Linked DNA regions of Homo sapiens: region 1 is linked to region 2. A link is an interaction called in ENCODE POLR2A ChIA-PET data of the cell type or tissue named here. Cell type or tissue: PC-9. All regions are shown on one strand. Each heading gives the region's core, and the rest is flanking DNA. Links, peaks and the distances in the headings are about the cores only.

What was found. ChIA-PET counts read pairs that join two places held together with the same protein. Peaks named below come from ENCODE experiments on the same cell type or tissue, not always from the same donor. Only the 100,000 strongest peaks of a DNase experiment are listed, where the experiment ranks them.
Region 1: POLR2A ChIA-PET joins it to region 2 with 12 read pairs; 3 of 35 experiments call an interaction of 5 or more read pairs at or near these places.

The regions. Positions count from the first base shown.
Region 1 is chr20:949,982-955,285 of GRCh38, forward strand. No RefSeq gene overlaps it. Among named protein-coding and RNA genes, the nearest start is that of ANGPT4, 36 kb to the left of the region's middle. RefSeq lists an enhancer at 1,841-2,341. In PC-9, for the core only: a CTCF peak has its summit at 3,977; no DNase peak of the experiment used is centred there.
Region 2 is chr20:773,667-778,970 of GRCh38, forward strand. It overlaps a transcript of SLC52A3 not described here. Among named protein-coding and RNA genes, the nearest start is that of SLC52A3, 7.8 kb to the left of the region's middle. RefSeq lists an enhancer at 2,091-2,793. In PC-9, for the core only: no CTCF peak of the experiment used is centred there; a DNase peak (open chromatin) is centred at 2,205; H3K4me3 peaks cover 929 bases.

The DNA of each region.
Region 1 (5,304 bases), core at 138-5,137, 180 kb after region 2:
CGCCCGACAGTGAGGTCCAGCCTCCTGAACAGCTCCTCTTGCTTGTCATTGGATTAATGGGCAGGAATTGCTTCTGCTTTTTCAAAGCCATTGCCCCCTACCACAGTCCCCTAAGATCATGAAGGTGCGAGCAATCATACTTGAACTGTTGGATGATGAATGCATCACTGTTGATGTGGAGGAGGCTCCCCAGTGTGAGGACTCAGAGCAGGGTCTCGGCCTCTCACAGACCTGGCTGTGTGCTTGGCTCCACCTCCTACGACCTAGGGCCCTGAGCCTCAGTTGCCTCACCTGTAAAATGCGGCAAACAAGCAAGCAACAAGATGCTCAACCTCAGTAGTAGTCGGAGAAACAAGAGCTAAATAGCAGTGAGGCACACCCTTTACCTCCATTCCCTGGATTAGCAAATAGTAGAGTCAGGAACTTCCAAGTATTCATGAGGGTGTGGGCGATGGGAATTCCATGTTCTGCTGCTGGGTGTTTGGACTGGTTTAGTACCTAAGAGCCTAAGAAAGAGTATATCTGATGACCCAGGCATTTTCCTCTTGAGTGTATACCCCAGAGAAATTCTCCTGCAGCTCCAGAAGGAGCCCATTCGAGGTCATGGGTCACTGTGATGGTGTTTGAGGATGTGAGCAGTAGGTGAGAATCCATGTAGATGCCAGGAAAAGCAAACTGCAGGGGCCTCTAAAAAATACCAGATAAGGGATGAGTGCGGTGGCTCATGCCTGAATCCCAGCACTTTGGGAGGCTGAGGCAGGTGCATCATTTGAGGTCAGGAATTCAAGACCAACCTGGCCAACACGATGAGACCCAATTTCTACTAAAAATACAAAAATTAGCCAGGTGTGGTGGTGCGCACCTATTATCCCAGCTACTGAGGAGGCTGAGGCAGGAGAATTGCTTGAATCTGGGAGACTGAGGCTGCTGTGAGCCAAGATCACACCACTGCACTCCAGCCTGGGCGACAGAGTGAGACTCCATCTCAAAAAAATAATAAAAATAAATAAATAAATAAATACAAGAATAAAATGAATAAAAAACCAGATGAAAAAGAAAACCAAAAAGTAAAAATAAAAAACACCAGGTGCATGAGAGAAAAAAAAAATAGAAGACGGGGAAATCTGTAGCACACGACCATTTCTGTGATTTTTTTTTTTTTTTTTTTTTTTTTTTTTTTTTTTTGCGACAGAGTCTCACTTTTTCGCCCAGGCTGCAGTGCAGTGGCGCAATCTCGGCTCACTGCAACCTCCGCCTCCTGGGTTCAAGCGATTCTCCTGCCTCAGCCTCCGGAGTAGTTGAGATTACAGGCATGCACCACCACGCCCAGCTAATGTTTGTATTTTTAGTAAAAACGGGGTTTCGCCATGTTGGCCAGGCTGAACTCGAACTCCCGACCTCCGGTGATCCACCCGCCTCAGCCTTTCAAAGTGCTGGGATGACAAGCGTGAGCCACCAGGCCCGGCCCATTTCTATGAATGAAAAAAACTCACAAGCTACAGAACATCCCTACACGCGTTAAAAGGATTCACACACATTCAAGCCCAGAGAACAGACTCACAGGAGCAGATGCCTGGGGGGAGGGGGAGGGGAAAGGGCAGAAGAGCATCAAGAGCGAAATCCAATTCAATCCAACTGTGCAACAGACAGTTTGCAGAATTGATGAGGATGTTTAACCCAGGTCTTGGCACCCTAAGTCCAAGTAAAAAAATAAATACGATACAGCAGGTAAAATGGGGGATGATGGAAGGGTGGCGATAGTAGTGCCTTTCTCATGGGGAACCCTCGAGGCTCCGATGAGCGAAACCATGCAGAGTGCTCAGCCAGGTGCCTGGCACGCAGCAAGGTGTCCGGTGCACAGCAGGGCCGCCCAGCTGTGAGCGGTGCGTGTATTCTCTCCAGCCTTGAATTCAGGCCTGGCTCCTTCTGCTTCCTGGTCAGTGCCGCTCTCTTGTGGCCCATACAGTGACAGGACTTAGACTGAATAGAGATCTGCCATGGTCCAAGGTATCTGATGGCGCTTCGGAGGAGGGAAGGGAGGGAGTCACATGGGGGAGATAGGATCACCAGAGGCAGATGGGATCACAGGAGGGAGATGGGGTCACAGGAGGAAGAGTGACTTCCGATTGGGGAAGAGATGGCGGATCAGATAAGGCCTCCTGGAGAAGGAATGTCTAGGCTGAAGGACAGATTCGACTGGGGGTCAAGGGGATTGATGAGCAAATGAAAGAATGAATGGAGTTAGAATATTGAGCATGAGCATTACTTAGCCCTACTGTGTGCCAAGGCTTTACATGCCTCATATCATTTCGTCCTCTACCACCCCTGGGAAGGCGACTTATTGCTTCTGTCTCCTTTGCAGCTGCAAAAAGGGAGGCTCAGTGGGTTAGCGACTCATCCAAAGTCAAGCCGCCAGCTGCACATAGAGCTCTGATACACACCCAGGTCGTGTGACTTGCTGGGGGACTCTATCTTCTCCACTTTGGGGTGGACTGAGGGACCCCAGTGAGCATAGGTACAGACCACCCCTGAGTCTGTCTGGACCATGTGTTAGCAGAAGTTTAATACTACACCTGTGCAGCAGGTGGAGATGGGTGGGACCTGTGTGGACGAGAGGAAGTGGATCTTGGGACAGCTACAGCATGCAGCGGCTCACCCCAGGGCTGGACCCTCACTCTTTGGCAGGCAGCTGGGGCACCACACCCAGGGGTTAAATGTGGAGACTCACTTCTTAAGCTAAAGGATGTGTCTGTCTTCAAGGCACTCTCCGAAAAATGCCTCATTTTGGAATTTATGTCAAAGCCATTTAAATCCTTATTAAGAGTATTTAAAGATCAGTTTTCAAAATGTCTCCTAAGTATTTCATTTTTGTTTTTCTCGACTTGGTAGTATATTCCCATGGCTAAAAATTCAAAAGGGACCAAAGATAAAGGTAAGCCTCCTCTCTTTCCATCCACTCTAACCTCTCCCCACCCAGAGCCATCACTGTTACTGGTTTCTAGAGTGTTTTGTCACCTGTAGGTTTTGTGCATTCATGAATCGTACACACGTGTATTTTCCCTCCTTCCCGTCCCCCCGCGTGGGGGCTTACTATGCGCGCTGTTCTGCAACTTGCTTTTTTCACTTGGCAATTCGTCTCAGGGACTGCCCCGTCATTGTGTCAAATCCTTCCTCGTGGTGCTTCTCGGCCATGCGGTGTTGCACTGAGTGCTGTGACATTGTATCGCAATGCCTGTCCTCTAGATATTTAGGATGTTTCCAGCATTTTGTGATCATACACAGGACTGCAGGGAACAGCTGTGTAAGCAGGTACACTTGTTCTGCAGCATGTGGGCCAGGCTAATTGTTATTTATTTATTTATTTATTTTTGAGACAGAATCTCACTCTTTCGCCTAGGCGGGAGTGCAGTGGCGCTATCTCAGCTCACTGCAAGCTCTGCCTCCCAGGTTCACGCCATTCTCCTGCGTCAGCCTTCTGAGTAGCTGGGACTACAGGTGCCCGCCACCGTGCCCGGCTAATTTTTTTGTATTTTTTAATAAAGACGGGGTTTCACCATGTTAGCCAGGATGGTCTCGATCTCCTGACCTCGTGATCCGCCTGCCTCGGCCTCCCAAAGTGCTGGGATTACAGGCGTGAGCCACTGCGCCTGGCCCTGGGCCAGGCTAATTGGAGGATGAATCCCTAGAGGTGGATTGCTGGGTCAGGGGACATGTGCGCTGTGATTTGAATAGATGTCAACTCACCTTCTGTAGAGGCTGGGTCAAGTCACCCTCTCCTGAGGAAGGTAGGGGAGGGTGGCGGCTTACCCCCACCCAGCCCAGGCCCTGTGGTTTCATTTTCTTTTTTTTTCTTTTTTATGGCTCTTAGCCAATCAGATAGGTGGAAAATGGTAGCTCTGTGTGGCTTTATTGTCATCTAATTTGAGTAAGGGTGTTTGGAGTTCCTTTTCTGGATGAGGCATTTTTGCCACACGGGGACAGCGCTGAGCCGACGACACGGCAGTGCCGCTCTGGACACGCTGATTCTCCCTGAGGCTCATCTTCTCAGGCTGAGTGGGACTGTGCCTGTGGATGCCCGCTCATGGAGTAGTCGCCTGGTGGAGGGCAAGGGTTTTGAGTTCCCATTCCACTACTTACTTTCTGAGCCTCGGATTCCCCCTCTGTAAAAAGTGGAAAGAATAATAGAACCCACTTCAGATGGCTCTGAGGAGGATGAATTTAAGTTTTTAATGTGAAATGCTTGGCACAGTTCCTGGCTCAGAGTTAGTGCTTAGGAAATGTTTGTTGAATGAAGAAATGAAAGAGATATAATCATCTTAAAAATTGTATTGAGTACTTATTATGAAGCCTTTCTCATGTATTCACGTATTTTAACTTCACAGTGACACCAAGAGGGGTACTTTTATTATCCCCCTTTAAAGACAAGAAAACTGGGCCGGGTGCGGTGGCTCACGCCTGTAATCCCAGCACTTTGGGAGGCCAAGGCAGGCGATCACGAGGTCAGATTGAGACCAGTCTGGCTAACACGGTGAAACCCCGTCTCTACCAAAAAATAGAAAAAATTAGCCGGGCGTGGTGGTGGGCACCTGTAGTCCCAGCTACTCGGGAGGCTGAGGCAGGAGAATGGCATGAACCCGGGAGGCGGAGCTTGCAGTGAGCCGAGATCGCGCCACTGCACTCCAGCCTGGGCGACAGAGCGAGATTCCGTCTCAAAAAAAAAAAAAAAAAAAAAAAGAAGATGAGAAAACTGAGGCACAGGGAGAGATACAGGATCTTGCCTAAAGGCTCATAGCTGGCGTCACTGGCGGCGACGGGATTCGTGATCTTCTGTCTGCTCTTACCCACCTCACTTCCCTGCCTCCCACTCTAGGAGAGAGGTGCCACCATAAACCCCATTCCAGCTGTCCATTGCATGAAACAACCTCCTCAACCTCAGAGGCATAAACAAACAACCATTTTATCATGTTCCTGGGTTCTGTGGATCAGGAGTTCAGGCAGGATAAGGTGGACAGCTTCTCTCTGCTGGGCCTTCGATGGGAGGACTCTGTGGCTGGGAGGGTTCTGCAGTGGGGGGTAAGGAGGGGCAGCGGGTAAAACAGCAAGGACTAGAAGACCCACTTGCGAGAAGGCTTCTTCAGCTACAAGTCTGGCTGGAGGATCCATTCCACCTTGTGGATGGTAGGTTGGCTATGGCTATGGGTGAGGGTGGGAGTCATGGGGGGCTGAGTGGGAGCCATCAGACCCCAGGGCTGAGTCCACATGTTCCAGGATCTGACAGCTTAGGAGGCTTAGCAATTCCAGGGC
Region 2 (5,304 bases), core at 265-5,264:
CACCAGAGACCAGAAACCTAAGGCTTCGCATGAGACAGTTAAGATGCCCCATAATGCGTGGGCGACAGATAGAGAAGCTAGAAGGATCAGTTCCAGGCAAAGGTTTCTCTTTTGCATTCTTGCATCAAAAGCTGTGAGCCCCCAGCCCAAGAAAGTGAAGAGAATTGGGAGTGGGGTTCTGACCAGGGCCAGTGCACCGTCATTGTGTGGGCTGGGCCATCTCCTCCAGGGAGCTCAGGCAGCTTCCATCCCACCCAATGTCCCCCGCCCCCCTCCACATTCTCCTGCCCTCTGTTTTCCTCCATCAAAGTATTACTGACACCAGCTCAGTTACGGGAGTTTATCTGTGTCTATCTGTTGAGCGCTGGTCTCTCCCATTGGAGTGTAATCTCCATGTGAGCGGGGGCTTGTCCTCTCCCCCAGTGCCCAGGTGACCATCTGGCTTGCCACGGGCTGGGCCACCTGAGCTCCTGGCACCATGGCTGGGTTCTCGCTCTGCAGGGATAATCTGCCAGCTGGTAGGCACCTAGCCCTGTGGGCCAGACTGGAGGAAACCCGCCTCAGCTATGAGGGTTGTGTTGGCCAGGGTGACCCCTGGGGCAGTGCCAGGTGGCAGCCTGACACTGGATACATCTCACTCCTGGGCAAGGGTCTGAGCCAATTCTTTCCTGGGTTCCAGGCTCCTGGAGAACTTAGTGAGGCCTGTAGGCGTCTACTTAGGGCCTGGCCTCACCCTCATGAGAGTGGGTAGGAATGGACTGACTTTGAGCCCATGAAGAAGGGAGGCTGAGAGGTCAAAACCACAAAACCCACAGGGAGAGATGGGGGAGATGAAGGGGAGTGAGAGAGAAGAGACTGAGACAAAGAGACAGAAAGAACCGAAAGCTAGAAGCAGAAATGGGGAGAAAGGACAACAGAGGCACAGAGACAGGGAAAAATGAGAAGCTGCGGCTGAGAGGGAGGCAGGGAGGTGCCAGGAGGCAGGAGGCAGCTGGGGCGCTGGGAGCCTGGCCTCAGCCACCCTCACTGTTCACAGCCACATGTAGCAGAAGGCCATCTCTACCTCTTGTTGCTGGGACCTCAGAGTTCCCCTGAAACTCATCCCAACTCAATGTCCCTATTGCACAGGTGGGGAAACCAAGGCCCAGAGAGGAGATAGTGCTTCCCCGAACCCTGCCCCACCCCTGATCTCAGGCTGTGGCAGACATTCAGGCCTGTGCTCACCGGCTGTGCAACCTCAGGTCAGCTGCTCACCCTCTCTAGGCCTTGGTTTCTCCATCTGTGAAAGGGTCTGGGAATGCCCAGCCTTTCTGGGCTCAGCAGACCAGGAAAAAGGGAATGAGATAACAGGCGCTCAGCCTGGCCAGTAGAAGCGGACAGTGAGTTCTCTTCCCCCTTCTCCTCCCTCCCAAGGCCAGGAAGGGCTTCAGGCCTCCCATGGGGCTGACCTTGGTGGAGCAGCCTCCCCCAGGCCAGTTCCCCTCCCCTCCACGTCCATCCCAACTCCCAGCCTCCTTCCCAGGCTCCTGCGGCTTCAGCCTGGTCAAGTTGTTCCGAGATAGCATGGAGATGGCCCTGGGTAAAGTCAGTGGGGGCCCAGTCTTTTTTTTTTTTTTTTTTTTTTTTAAGACAGGATGTCGCTCTGTCACCCAGGCTGAAGTGCTGTGGCATGATCTGAGCTCACTGCAGCCTCAACCTTCCTGGCTCATGCGATTCTCCCACCTCAGCCTCTGAGTAGCTGGGACTATTAACCCATGCCACCACGTCCGACCTGGGTAATTTTTGTATTTTTTGTATAGATGGAGTTTCGCCACGTTGCCCAGGCTGGTCTTGAACTCCCTGAGCTCAAGCGATTCACCTGCCTCAGTCTCCAGAAGTGCTGGGATTACAGGCGTGAGCCATGACACCCAGCATGGGCCCAGCCTTTTGGTCTGGAGGCACCAGGGGTCTGGAATTCACCTGGATGGCTCAGCCTGTCCCGACTCCAACATGCCAGCTGAGGAGGAAACCTTTCTTCCCTCCTGTCCCTTTGATCTTTCACCTGGATGGCTCAGCCTGTCCTGACTCCACATGCCAGCTGAGGAGGAAACCTTTCTTCCCTCCTATCTCTTTGGACTCTCCCGACATGGCAGCCTGAAACTAGGGGAAAGGCCACGGGACACCTGCTGGCTCCAGATAAGTGCCCCTGCCATATCCTGGTCAGTGTCCCATGCTCCTAGCTAGCAGGCAGCCTTGGTAGCTGCAGCTGCACCCTCACAGGCCTGAGCCGCCCCGCTTTGCCCACTTACCTGCTGGTCCAGTTCCCCAGCCGCTCTGCATGGGAGGGGCCAGAGGCAGCTCGTTTTGTATAAAGCTGTCCCCGCCCAGAGCTCGGGGAAAGGCAGGCGGAGGGTGGGTGTGGCTCCCGGCAAGACCAGGCGCCTACTATGTGTCTCTGATCTGCCCTACAGCCCAGCTAGGAGGAGGATCCAGATGGTAGAACTGTATAATAAAGGGCTTGCTTTATTGAGGCTCTCTGCCACCCAGATTTCATGAGGGTTGATCCCCAGTTGACAAAAGCTATGTGCAAACAGTTGGTTCTGGCATCACCCTGAGATCTCCATAATTCCTTTCACACAGGAAGAGAGTTCCCTGGAGCAAAAACAGTTCAAATACTGGTGCTTCAGTAAGTCATGTGGAAAGCGGGGATAATAATAGTGCCCTCTTCATAGGACAGAAATCCTAACTGCCAGTGTGCACTGAGCTGACTCAGTGTCAGGCATGTTCTTGGGGCTTGAGAGAAATTAATGCATTTAATCTTCATGGCCTTTTGGAGAGATGCTATTACTATCCCTATTTTCCAGATGAAGAAACAGGCCCAGAGAAGTCGAGAGCCTTGTGTAGGTCACACACCTTGTATATGGCAGAACTGGTCTCTGATGCACACTGAGCTACCCTGACAAATACTGTAACCACCTGAGGGGTTCTTTCTGCCCACTGCATAAAGAAAGACCATGAGGCTGGCCATGCCACAGGGGAAATGAGTTTGTTCCCAAATCATCTTCAAAGCTTGTAGGTGAGGGGTTTTTCAAAGGCAGTATAGGGGAAGAGTTGGGGGTGGCCAGGTAACAGGTGCTTGCTGCTGATTGGTTGGGGTGGAGATGAAATCATAGGGGGTTGAAGCTGTGCTCCTACAGGCTGAATCGCTTTTGGGGGGGGGGCCACAGGAGCAGGGTTGGCGGTCCTGGTGGAGACATCAGGTTTAGGTGGAGCCATGGGTGTCAAATCTGCAAAAAACCTGGAAAGATGGCGGGGCGTGGTGGGTCATGCCTGTAATCCCAGCACTTTGGGAGGCCGAGGCGGGTGGATTACCTGAGGTCAGGAATTCAGGACCAGCCTGACCAAAATGGCGAAACCCTGTCTCCACTAAAAATACAAAAATTAGCCGGGCATGATGGCGGACACCTGTAATCCCAGCTACTGGAGAGACTGAGGCAGGAGAATTGCTTGAGCCCGGGAGGCGGAGGTTGCAGTGAGCCGAGATCGCGCCGTTGCACTCCAGCCTGGACAATAGAGCAAGACTCTGTCTCAATAAAACAAAAACAAACAAACAAACAAACAAAAAACAAAAAAAAAACACCAACTGGAAAGATATCTCAAAAGGCCAACCTGCAACAGTGGTGTTATTTGCAGGAGTAATTGGGGAAGTTGCATATCTTATAACCTCCAGAATAATGGCTGGCAATCATTTATGTCTACACCTTAGGAGGACCCAGGCTCCTCTTCTTTCCCCAGCCTGATGGCCTCTCATTAACTTTACAAAAGTGGTTGCTCACAGTGCTACGGCCTGTAAGTGCAGGGCCAGGATGTGAATGCAGACTCAAATTGGTGCCTCCATGGATGTAAAACATATTGCACAGATTCTGACACCTAGTAAATGCTCAGTGCATATTGACTTCTACAAATAATTCTGGCCTGCCTGTTGTGTTATTTTCCAAGACATTCATTTACTTAACAAGCAATCAATCACTCTCCAGGCTAATGCTTGGGGCGAGAGGTGAGCAGGCACTAGGGAAGGGGCCAGACCCCTCGCTTAGCAGGCAGGTGTTCAGGAAGTGTTGCCACTGTTGGGGCTCAGGACATACACACCCCCAAAATATGACTCTGGGAAACCAGAATGTGCCACCCCCAAATACACCTCTTTGACATACTTTGAGCTGGTTATTCAGAGAAACTGCAGACACAGGAGTAGCTCTGGAAAGCTATTCTTTGGTAAAAGAAATTTACATCTATCAAGGAAATCTACATTAGTAAAGGTGCCTGTATCAGGAAAAAGGCTGCTCCAGAAGAATTACCCTAGAGACTTTCTTTTTTTTTTTTTTTTTTAAGATACAATTTCACTTTTTTTTGCCCAGGCTGGAGTGCAATGCTGCAATCTCGGCTCACTGCAGCCTCCGCCTCCCGGGTTCAAGTGATTCTCCTGCCACAGCCTCCCAAGTAACTGGGATTATAGGCGCACGCCACCATGCCCAGCTAATTTTGTATTTGTAGTAGAGACAAGGTTTCACCATGTTGGCCAGGCTGGTCCCGAACTCCTGACCTCAGGTGATCTTCTTGCCTCTGCCTCCCAAAGTGCTGGGATTACAGGCTTGAGCCACTACACTGGCCACCAGACAGACTTTTATCTGCACAGGAAGACAACCATTATTTACCATACAATAATTCTTCCCCTCACCCTCCCATAACTGTGTCTCCGCCAATCCCCCAAAGCCCTAAGACCCTATTCCTTAAACTTCAATCATCTGACCCTTCTTTGAGTCTCATATTTTGTGGGATTTCCACGCACAGATATGTAATTAAATATGGTTTCTCTCCTGTTACTCAGTTTCATGTCAATTTAATTCATAGCCCAGCCAAAGAACCATGAAAGGTGGAGGGAAGCCATGTTTCCCTTCTCTATAGTACCAAATACTTTGGATCTGTTAAAAAAAAATTGCAGGACTCTAAATTTATGATGCCAAGGGAGAAGTTAAGCCTTGCAGAGTGTGAGTTATGTGGCTTGCAGGATGGCCACTTTCTTCTTCTTTTTTTTTTTTTTTGAGACGGAGTCTCACTCTGTCGCCCAGGCTGGAGTGCAGCGGCCAGGCTGGTCTCGAACTCCTGACCTCAGGTGATCTGCCTGCCTTGGTCTCCCAAAGTGCTGGGATTACAGGCATGAGCCACTGTGCCTGGCCACAATTTCATACTTATCTCTGCCAAATACTATAAGGTGTCAAAATTTGGCATAGAGGGTACAAAACTATAACTCAATCCAAACAGAATAAT